Linked DNA regions of Homo sapiens: region 2 is linked to region 1. A link is a loop called in an ENCODE intact Hi-C map of the cell type or tissue named here. Cell type or tissue: dorsolateral prefrontal cortex. All regions are shown on one strand.

What was found. Peaks named below come from ENCODE experiments on the same cell type or tissue, not always from the same donor. Only the 100,000 strongest peaks of a DNase experiment are listed, where the experiment ranks them.
Region 2: a loop joins it to region 1, with 6 times the contacts of the local background. A loop is called at or near these places in 5 of 110 quality-filtered maps.

The regions. Positions count from the first base shown.
Region 1 is chr11:131,672,270-131,677,269 of GRCh38, reverse strand. All of the region lies in intron 1 of NTM (neurotrimin), which reads right to left. Among named protein-coding and RNA genes, the nearest start is that of NTM-AS1, 11 kb to the right of the region's middle. RefSeq lists an enhancer at 2,961-3,255. In dorsolateral prefrontal cortex, a CTCF peak has its summit at 3,117 (motif pointing right); DNase peaks (open chromatin) are centred at 2,775, 3,109 and 4,892; H3K4me3 peaks cover 691 bases; H3K27ac peaks cover 2,703 bases.
Region 2 is chr11:131,531,792-131,536,791 of GRCh38, reverse strand. The region is part of intron 1 of NTM (neurotrimin); the gene reads right to left. It overlaps NTM-AS2 (NTM antisense RNA 2), which reads left to right. Exons shown (of 8, transcript NR_110140.1): 7 at 1-170; 8 at 633-2,935. Among named protein-coding and RNA genes, the nearest start is that of NTM-AS2, 6.6 kb to the left of the region's middle. In dorsolateral prefrontal cortex, a CTCF peak has its summit at 2,539 (motif pointing left); DNase peaks (open chromatin) are centred at 1,941 and 2,541; H3K27ac peaks cover 5,000 bases.

The DNA of each region.
Region 1 (5,000 bases):
GGGTGATCTGCGCAAACTCAAATGGCCTGAAGTGGCAGGACAGACTTCAGGCCTTGAGCATCCATTCCTGGCACTCACTGCCTCCCACATAAGTTGTGCTTGCAAGCAGGGCAGGGCTCGGGGACCTGAGGCCACCAGGGCACAGAGTTCCTCCTATCCCACCGTGCGGTTTCCATATGTATTAGATGCCAGAGGCAGATCTAGCTGCTGGTGATTTGGGCAACATCTGAAAAGTGCCCAACACTACCAATCAGTCTGTCATCATCAAAAATGTCAGTGTCAGGAAAGACAAAGGCAACAGCACTGCTCCAGATACGAAGAGTCTAAAGAGATATGGCAACAGAACGCAGCTAAGTGGACAGGTCCGTCGTGAGGCGACTGTAATAACGGACATTATTCAGACTACTCCAGAGGCTGAAGTGGATCTGGGCTAAGTCTCTGGAATTCATACCTTGTGTTGTGGCTGTGGAAGAAGACGCCTTGTTCTTAGAAGGTGCATAGTAAATATGGAGGGAAGCTGTTCAATACACTACTTTTATTACATTTTTGAAGGTTTAAAATTTTCAACGAAGAAAAAGTGCACCAGGCAGACTTCTTGAGCAAATCTGTCTCTCCAATGGCTAATTGTGGTGCCTGAAGGCCCATGTTAAAACATTTAATTATAGACTTCCTGAAAATATGGAATTGTGAAGGTCGTCTGATAAAACCTTCTGTCTCTTATGTGCTCCCTCCACTATGTGCATATGCAGGTTCACAGTCACGCATGCATGCGCACACACAGGCATACCCCCGCACACGCATGTACACAGGCACAGACACACACACACACACAGATACACACACCCTCAGTGCTAGAAAAACTCCAACGCAGCCCTTCACTTCTTTGGGTAGCTTAGACCCTTAAAATTTCCTTTATATTGAACAGATTGCTCCCAAATAACTTCTGTCCATCAGTCTTGGTTTTGTTTTATGTAATTATACAGAAAACATCTCATTCCTTTTCTACCAAACAGCACTTAAATATCTGAAAACAGTTATGTGCTCCCAAAGCCTCCCTTTTCAGTTTCTCTTCCCTATGTTCACCTGTTTTGAGACAAAATGGACCTTTGTGTCTTCCAACAGCCTCTTGCTAAAAATCAAATTATCCAGAAGAGAAAAGCAAGGGTTCAGGTTCAAGTCTCTCATTTCAAAATCTGGCTAAATGTCAGTCCAGTCCCATGGTGACATGGACCTACCCAGCTAAGTTTCCAAGGGTGAAACCATTGGTCCAAGGGGTTTGCTTGCCAGTCCTCTTCAACACCAAAGGTGAAAGCCATAAAAGACTCTCCCAGATTATGGATCTGGACCCCAGTCCTTGCCCCTGGAAGCAAAGTCAAGCAGACGTCTGGGCTTTTCTCTCTTCTAGAAACAGGGCCATTTTCTTTTAGGGGATTTAAATGGAAAACATCCTCTGCCTGAAGTCTTGAGTCACCTTCATCTGAGACGACACACAAAACCACAGACAAAATGCTGGCAGAGGGTCTTCTAAGTCAAGGCCCTCTGTGGAATTTTGTACTCAGACAGTCTGTGGGTGGAGGGTCACATGATGAGAAATGTACAAGCTTTGGAGTCCAAGCTGGGTGTGAATTTGGTCTCCTCTAGGATATAGCAGCTGCGAGAACTCGAGTAAGCCGCTCAGCCTCCCTCGGCCTCAGAGTCTCCTTTGGTTAAAATGAGATAATCCTACCTCCCTTATTGGGCTGTCATGAGAAATGAAAGAACAAAAATGCAAATTCTCTTGCTCATAGTAGGCACTCAACAAGCAATGATTAATTAATGCGGCCACCATTCCAAAAAGTTATAACAATGCATTTGGCAAAGGTTCAGTCTGTATTACTGGTTATGTAAGATACTAATGAATTATTATAATAACATTTGTGAAATCATATCCTAGCCAGTAATAAGAATTTAAAAATGTGTTGGGAAAACCACCCGTGATATATTGGGTTTGAGCCAAGAAAGCCAGTCGACAACAGATGAGCTACTCTGCTGTTTAATATACTTAATAAAACAGTGTAGCTGCCCGAAATTGCTGTCTTGCTAAACAGAAATATCCCAAGGGTTTAAACAGAAAAGATAAATGCTCTCTTCGTCTTATACAAGAACCAAAGTAAAGATGGAACTGGGGATCTGGAAGCTCAGGCAGGATCAGGAAGATGGGTGCTAGGCGAAGGTTGAGGTCTGCTCACCCGGGCTAAGCATTTGAAAAGAAAAGAGTCTTCAAATATGGTGGGATGAATGCAGGAAATGGGACTTTGGAATCCATCTGGCACACTGGGAGCTTTCTTTTCTAGCAGCAAGTGAGTAGCTGTATGAAGATCCAGATGAAAGGGAGAATATAAGACCAAATTCTGTAAACTATGAGCCCCACATCTTGGTCCCTAATCCATGCATGTCTTGGAGCTGCAATGAGTTTAGGTGCCTGATAACCTATATCCCGCGGGGAAGGTTTTTCTGTCTTTCAGAGAATTTCAGAGAAGCAGCATTACAGGTAACCAGACAGGGAAATCAGGCTTGCAAATAACAATGGCAATATTCTTGTAACTGCAAATGGGAACAATAAGGCTGGTTCTGTTACACTGAGCCAACACCAGATTCATGGGAACCAGAAAAAGACTACAATCATAGCAATGAATGACTTCAAATGAAATGAAGCAATCCCACACAAAGAGTTCGCTTGCCCGACTGATACCAGCGAGTGGCCAGCTCTCTGGTGTTTCAGCATCCTCAAGGCCAGAGCATCCCAGCTGCAGGGAAGCAGAAGCACCATCCAGGTCATGCTGATCACTTTACAGGCGACAAGCCAAGACACACTAAGGACGTCCAGCCGCTAAGCCACAAACACCAAACTGAGCTTTAGGATTGAGCTTTCTTCCTACTATACCAGCCTCTCCTTTTCAAGAATGACAGCCCTAGGAGTGACAAGAATGTCTTGGGTAGAGAAGGAAGACTTTTTATGAACTGCATTCCTTTTCAGTGAGCTCTTTCCAGTTTCAGTGTAGGCGGTGGCCAAGCACTTGTGCAGCACGTCTGCTTCTCTGGGAAAGAGAACGTGTGCGTGTGGCACTACTTCTCATGGCCACGCGAGGGCGCCCGCACCCCGTGCTAGGACCCTTCCTCCTGCCTACCTGCTCACCCTACGCTGTGTGTGTATGTTTTTTCCATGAGGTCAGAAGTATCAAGGTTGTAAAATAACATATTTTCACTTGTTTTCTTCCTACATCCAAGACATAGCATTTCTGAAGTCAATTATCTCCCCGAGTTGCCATCATCTCCCTACCCTCTTTCTCTTTGTGCCGCCTTTCAACCCATCAGAGTCTGACACCAACAGACGGGGGAGTGGAGGTGTGGGCAAAAATGAATTTATTTTTTCTCACTGGTGATGTCAAATCCTTGTTCTGGCACTTTGTTTTAAAAGGACTTCTGCAAACGTGAGATCTCTGTTCTCCAGCCTCAGGAAGGAGAGCCGAGAGAGTGGAGGGCTGCCATGCTGTCTACAGAGGGTCTCAGGTGTCACCTGGGCCCCCCAAGGTACAGGTCCCTTTAGTACCATTTGTCCAGCAGTGCTCCCAGTGAGGGATGGAAGAGCATTTTTGCAGAGTTCCCAAAAGCAGACAAAATTAGAGCAGCAAGCATCACCCGCTAACTGTATCACGTCACTGTCTGGCACCATATTTAAATGCAAGCTTTGTCCAGAGGTGGGCAGGTGACCCAGATGATGAAGAGATAAGAAGAAAGACACACACACTGAAACACATACACACAGACAATGAGGACACAATTTGCAGTTCTTACAAAGTACAGGCCTGGGGGCTGGCAGAAAGGGCCCTGTGATCCTTTTGGGGCCACCATAATGCCCTGCTCAGAGAAGGCCACCAGCCTCCTTTGTCCTCTAAGGTAGGCATCCTACAAAGTTAGTGGAAATGGACTGGTCAACCTCAAGTCTCTCCACTCAGGAGCCCACAGGCAGCCCTGAGCATCCTCCTGGTCACCAGCTGTACCCCAGTGGGCACACAGCAAGGGTTCTGGGGTCACCTTCTTGATCCATTGTTGTACTCACAATTTACCACCAGAAACCTCAGGAGTTTTCTGACCCTCCTGCCCTCCCTAGCCCTCTCCATCCCCATCTATTTTTAGGCTAAAGCCTAAAATAGACAAGGAACGAGGTCACTCCCCACCCCCACCCCGGCACCGTGGTCTTCTCTGTTTTAAGGGAAATAGACAAGGAACACGGTCACTCCCCACCCCCACCCCGGCACCGTGGTCTTCTCTGTTGTAAGGGAAATAGGCAAGGAACACGGTCACACCCCACCCCCACCCCGGCACCGTGGTCTTCTCTGTTGTAAGGGAAATAGGCAAGGAACACGGTCACACCCCACCCCCACCCCGGCACCGTGGTCTTCTCTGTTTTAAGGGAGAACTTATCGCAAAGCCTTTCTTTTGAAGGCCAGAAAGAAGAGGCCAAGGCTGGTCCATGGGTATTTGAATTCCATAAGCCTCCACAGAGGCCCTACTATGTACCAGGAGTACTAAATACCTAAGTAGAATTGTGTCCCTTTCCTATTGGCACCAGAGTCTAGTGGGAAAATATATATATGAATAAACATTCTGTCATACAATTAATGCCAGCCTACAGCACCATGAACAAGACAAGGTGGGTTTGAGCCTGGTCTGATGGGTGAATAGGAAGAGGCCAGGCCGAAGAGAATGGCCTGGAATCCCAGGGAGACTGAAAGGGTGAGGCACTCCAGCTGTCGGGGTGTCTGATGCGGTTTCCTCGGAGCTGCAGAGCCACACAGCGCTCATCCAAACACGCCCACGCGTGCTTCGTGAAGCAGGCCCAGTGTCCTCGGTGGGGGTGCGGTGCCTTCAAAGGAGGCTCATTTGCTCAAGTCGCCGCCTCTGCCTTCACCTGGCCCCAGAAGCCTGGCTCGCTGGCATCCCTGCCTGAACCCTCAATG
Region 2 (5,000 bases), 140 kb after region 1:
CCTCACGGATGATCACCTTCTTAACTCCATCCAGACGTGTGCCTCTGTCTCACTATTTAGCGTTGTCCTAGAAAATACTGAGTAATTGTTTCATGCGTATACATCATGTTTCCTCAAGTAGAATCTACCTTTATACAATCAAAAGTGTCAGATTGATGGATGAGTAGCAGGTAAATTTCTGATAAAGAGAATTAAATTAAGTGTTAATTGTAGAATCTAGTGATGGGTTTATGGGTCTTAACTGTAAAAATCTTTCATCTTTTCTGTATGTTTGATAACTTTCATATAAAAATAATAAAAACTTTAGTTTATCTTCTATGTAATTACATGTTTACTTAACAAACTCTAATAAAGCACTTACTACCTGTGGGCTCCATACTCTATGTGCATGTCCCCCAGTAACCAGGGTGATGCTGAGTAAATGTAATGCGTGCTCCACAAATAATCGCTCATTGTTGGTGCTGTCTGCTCATGTGCCATTGGTTTGCTCTCTCCTGGGCATCCACTTTTCTGATTTGCCATCAGGGCTGGACAGCATTCACATAGCAGGCTTGGGAAATTTTAGGGGTACAAGTACCTTGCACTTTACCACCTTGTACCCCTGCCCATCTCTTCTGCCCAACCTGAACAAGAACAAGAACCCTCCTCCTATGGCTGTTGGGGTGCAAGTACCCATTTGCCTATTGGAACTGCCTTAGGGAAGATACGGTTAAACACAGACCCCACCCCGCAAGTTATTCTATTGAGGAAAAGTGGAAATAAGGTGAGTGCTACTACCCAACCACCCAACCCACACCTCTGTTACAATACTGGCTTTTTGACAAGGAAGCATTCATTCTTTCTGGCAAAACATTGTCCACTCTTAGCAGTTCTTCCACGGATATCAGACCTATATGCCAGTGGCAACACAGTAAGTCAGTAGCATTCTATAAGCACTCGTTCAACCATGTTTTCGGCGTGGTTTCTATGTGTCAGTCATTATCCCAAGCGGTGGCCAAGGAGAAGCTACAGAAGCAGATTCGACCAGGCCCTTTCTTTGAATAGTCTGTGGTCCCATGAGGGAGGCAGGTGAGAATCAAGGCTCTGTGATAACTGTTCCAAGGGAGATACACACAGAGCATGTGGCATGCTAAGCTCCTCTTGGGGTAATTGCAATGTTTGCCTTCTTTCCTTTGAGGACTTAAGTGTGAAGCCTGTGCACCTGGAATGGGAGGGGACAGGGATTCTCATAAGAACCTTTATGCCATTTGTATAGCAGTTAACAGACTGACAAGAATTTCAAAATAGCATCAGACGAGGCGATGAGCATAGGGGTCCTTAGAAATATTTGCTTGTTTTATGGTCAGAGGCCTGCAGGAAGCAGCTAATAACTGATCTCTTCCCATAGCCCCTAATGTCCTCTCCGTTTCAATCATGGACCAGAGTATAGTGTGACATTTCCCATATTATTGATTTGAGTTGTTATTTATTTCTTTTATTGCCATATAACTGTTTACACCCTTGGCTAGAATTTAAGATGCCGGAAGACAAGATAGTGCCTTGTTCCCCTGCCTCCACTAGCACAGCACCTGACTCACAGTAGGCAATCAATGCACCGATTAATTAAGTCCTCCTTCTGCTGAGGGCCCATCGTCCTTTGGCTGTCCCAGAGAGCTAACACCTGTCCCCGGGACCACCCTAGACACAATGGCACGCAGACGAACGAGCCTCCTTCGTCTACCTTCCCTCCGCGAGCAGCATCAAGGACCTGAGAGGCAAACTCAAGGTGAATTTTAAAACACCTTCAGTGGTGGTTGCAGAGCAAACCTGCCTGCAAGAAAAGGATTTTTTCCATCTTTCTTCAGCGCCACTGGAGCGGCTCCTTCCATTGAAAATACAGGGATTTGTGCTGCATGATTGTGCAGGGAGTGGGGGCCGAGTCCACGCCAGTCATCAAGGGCTCAGCATGCTCAGAAGGGCTTTGTGCTCCAGGCACTCCAGCAGCCTGGCTTGGCCTTAGCACATCCCCCTTCCTGAAGAGGCCACAGTACAACCACTTCAGCAAGTGACTTTTCAGTAATGGCTCTGTGTGCCCAAAAGGGAAATCAATGTGACGGTTAGAAAAGTTTCTTTTTTTCTTCCAGTCCTGTGCTGTCCCCAAAATATCAGAATAAGGTTTGTTATCTGGGCAAAGGAACAAGCGCAAGATTTTCTTTTATGTTGGGTGAGGAGCTAAAGGACTAAACATTTTTGAAAACCTATGATGTACCAGAGACTGTCTCACATCCTGCCCTATTTAATGTTACCAGGAGATCGTTGGTAAGGTGTTACCCCCATCTTAAAGAGGAGGGGACCAAGATTCAGGGATGCTTCACAAGCTAATAACTAAAACTTAATTCTAAAGTGTGTGGGGTGCGTGTGTGTGTGTGCATGTGTGTGCATGCATGTGTGCATGTGTGTCTGGTCTGATGTCTTAGTGTTCATATCCATGAGCATCAGGAGAGCTTCCACTTCACCCATGTTTCAAACTCTAGAGAGGCTGCTCCCCCTGCTGAGTAGCCTGGTCGTGGCCGTGGCTGGGTGATGGCTGTTTGGATGCTCTCAGAAATGTCGTAAGCAGTTCACTTATTATTCAGGGAAACATCCAACAAAGTGATGGCTTCTTTCCTTGCTATCACTATCTACTGCCAGCTGTTCACTTGAATTGAAGGATATGAGGGACTGAATGCTGAATTCACGAATGCAGCTAACCGCCCCCCTCCAGACCCCAGAGGAGCCATTAGGATGAGTGTTTATGGAGCAGCACTGCCTGGAAATGCCAAGGCCCAGTAAGGAATGAGAGGTGAACGGAGAAATACACGCGTCCCTGGATCCCTCCCTGGGTGGGGAAGACTGTGTCGTGGGACAGGGGGCTTCAAATCTATGGGAAAACACAGCAAATACACTTCTAGTTCTTAGATATCATTGGCTTTTGTTGCTGGACAAAACCTGCGGTTTGTTTTTCAATGTCTGCGTGGCTGCTTGTAGCCTCTTCTCCCCTTGTTGTGAGCTTTCTTTCCTCCTGCAGCATCTATCTCTCCAACTGTATTTCCTGGCAGATTGACTATGCATGTAGAACCTGCCTTATTTCACAGGAAGCATAAAACAATCCTGTAGCCACGACTCCTGCCCCCATTTCACAGAAGGGATGCTCTAAGCCCACCTCAATGACACGGGCAGGTGAGGATTTGAAGCCAGAAATTCTGATCTTCCAATCCTGGGCTATAGTCATTGGGCCAAGCAGCTACTTTGCTTTTCCTGATTGAGTCAGGGCTGGGCAGAGAAGCCATTTAAGCAGAAGGCCCAGGCCCCCCATTTCAGTGATGGAGACGTCTACCCCATTCTCTCCTGGGCTGGTGTAACAGACACAGAGAAAGGCATTTATCAAGGCCGCGCAGCATCACCCTTTCCCAGTTCCTTAAATGTCAGGGTGTAAATCACGCTCGACGCTTACTAGGAACATGTGGGTGTGAGCGAATCAGACAAGGATAATGTGTTTCTAATCCAATGGCTTTCACAAAGTATGATTTACATCTGCAGACGATTTTGCAGTGGTTTTCCTGGGTTGTTATTTAGCTTGCCATTCCCACTTCTGCTATGAGTTTTATTACTTTTGGCCATGGGGGAGTCTAGAAGAGTCACTTATTCAGGAAAATGTATAAGAACAAGAACAAGAACAACAACAATAAAAATTATTTAAATATTTTTTTCAGTCTCACATCTCAGCAAGGCAGAGCTGTGTTTTATTAAACTTAAACAAAAATAAGCCTGCACCTTTAGTGGTGACATTTTGTTCCAATACTAGATCTCCTGGTAGTCACAACTTATATATTCAACAACAAAACAACAATGAAAAACTCAACTTAAAAAAGAGGAAAGGACTTGAATAGACGTTTCTCCAAAAAAGATACATACCAGGCCATAAACACATGAAAATAACATTCAGCATCACTGATCATTAGAGAAATGCAAATCAAAACCACAATAAGATAGTGCTTCACACCCATTAGAATGTGTTATGTAAAAAGAAAAATAGAAAACAGTCAGTGCTACTGAGGATGTCGAGAAACCAGAACCCTTGTACACTGTTGGTGAGAATGTACAATGGTGCAGTTGCTGTGGAAGACAGCTTAGCAGTTCCTCAAATAAATGAAACGTCAAGTTACCATTTGACCCTGCTCTTCCACTTCTGGGTATACACCTAAAGGAATAGAAAGCAGGGACTTGAACAGATACATGTAGACCAGTGCTCATAGCAGCATTATTCACAGTAGCCCCAAAGTGGAAACAACCCAGTGTCTATGACAGAGGAGTGGGTGATCACAATGTGATATATGCATACACTGGAGGAGTTTTCAGCCACAAAAAGGAGTAGAGTTCCGATACCCGCTACAACATAGATACATCTTGAAAACCTTACGCTAAATGAAACAAGCCAGCTAAAAATGACGAATGAATGATTTCACTTCCATAAAATGCCTAGAATAGGCAAATTCAGAGAAACAGAAAGTTACCAGGAGCTGGAGGAGTGGGGTGGAGAATGGGGAGTTCTTGTTTAATGGGGATGTATTTTCTGTTTGGGATGATTTAAAAAAAATTCTGGAGATGGTTGTAATAGTTGTGCAACACTGTGAACGTAGTTAATGCCAGTAAATTTTACGTTTAAAATGGTTAAAGTGGTAAATTTGATGTTATGTATATTTTACTACAATAAATGAAAATCACCACAAACACCACTACTCCAAAAACCAAGCAACACACATACATGAAGGCAGCAGATCTTGCAGGCTGACTATGACCTTTCCTTTCTCCCCAGCAAACAGCCTGGAGGAATCCCTGCACTTGAAATGCAGGAGCTGTCAGACTCCACACTTCTGTGCATGCGGTTCCTTCTGTCTGAAATGCCGTTCCCTATCTTGCCCTCCAAAATAACAGCTTATTGCAGAAGCTTCAGTTAATTCCCCTCCTATCAGAAGACTTAA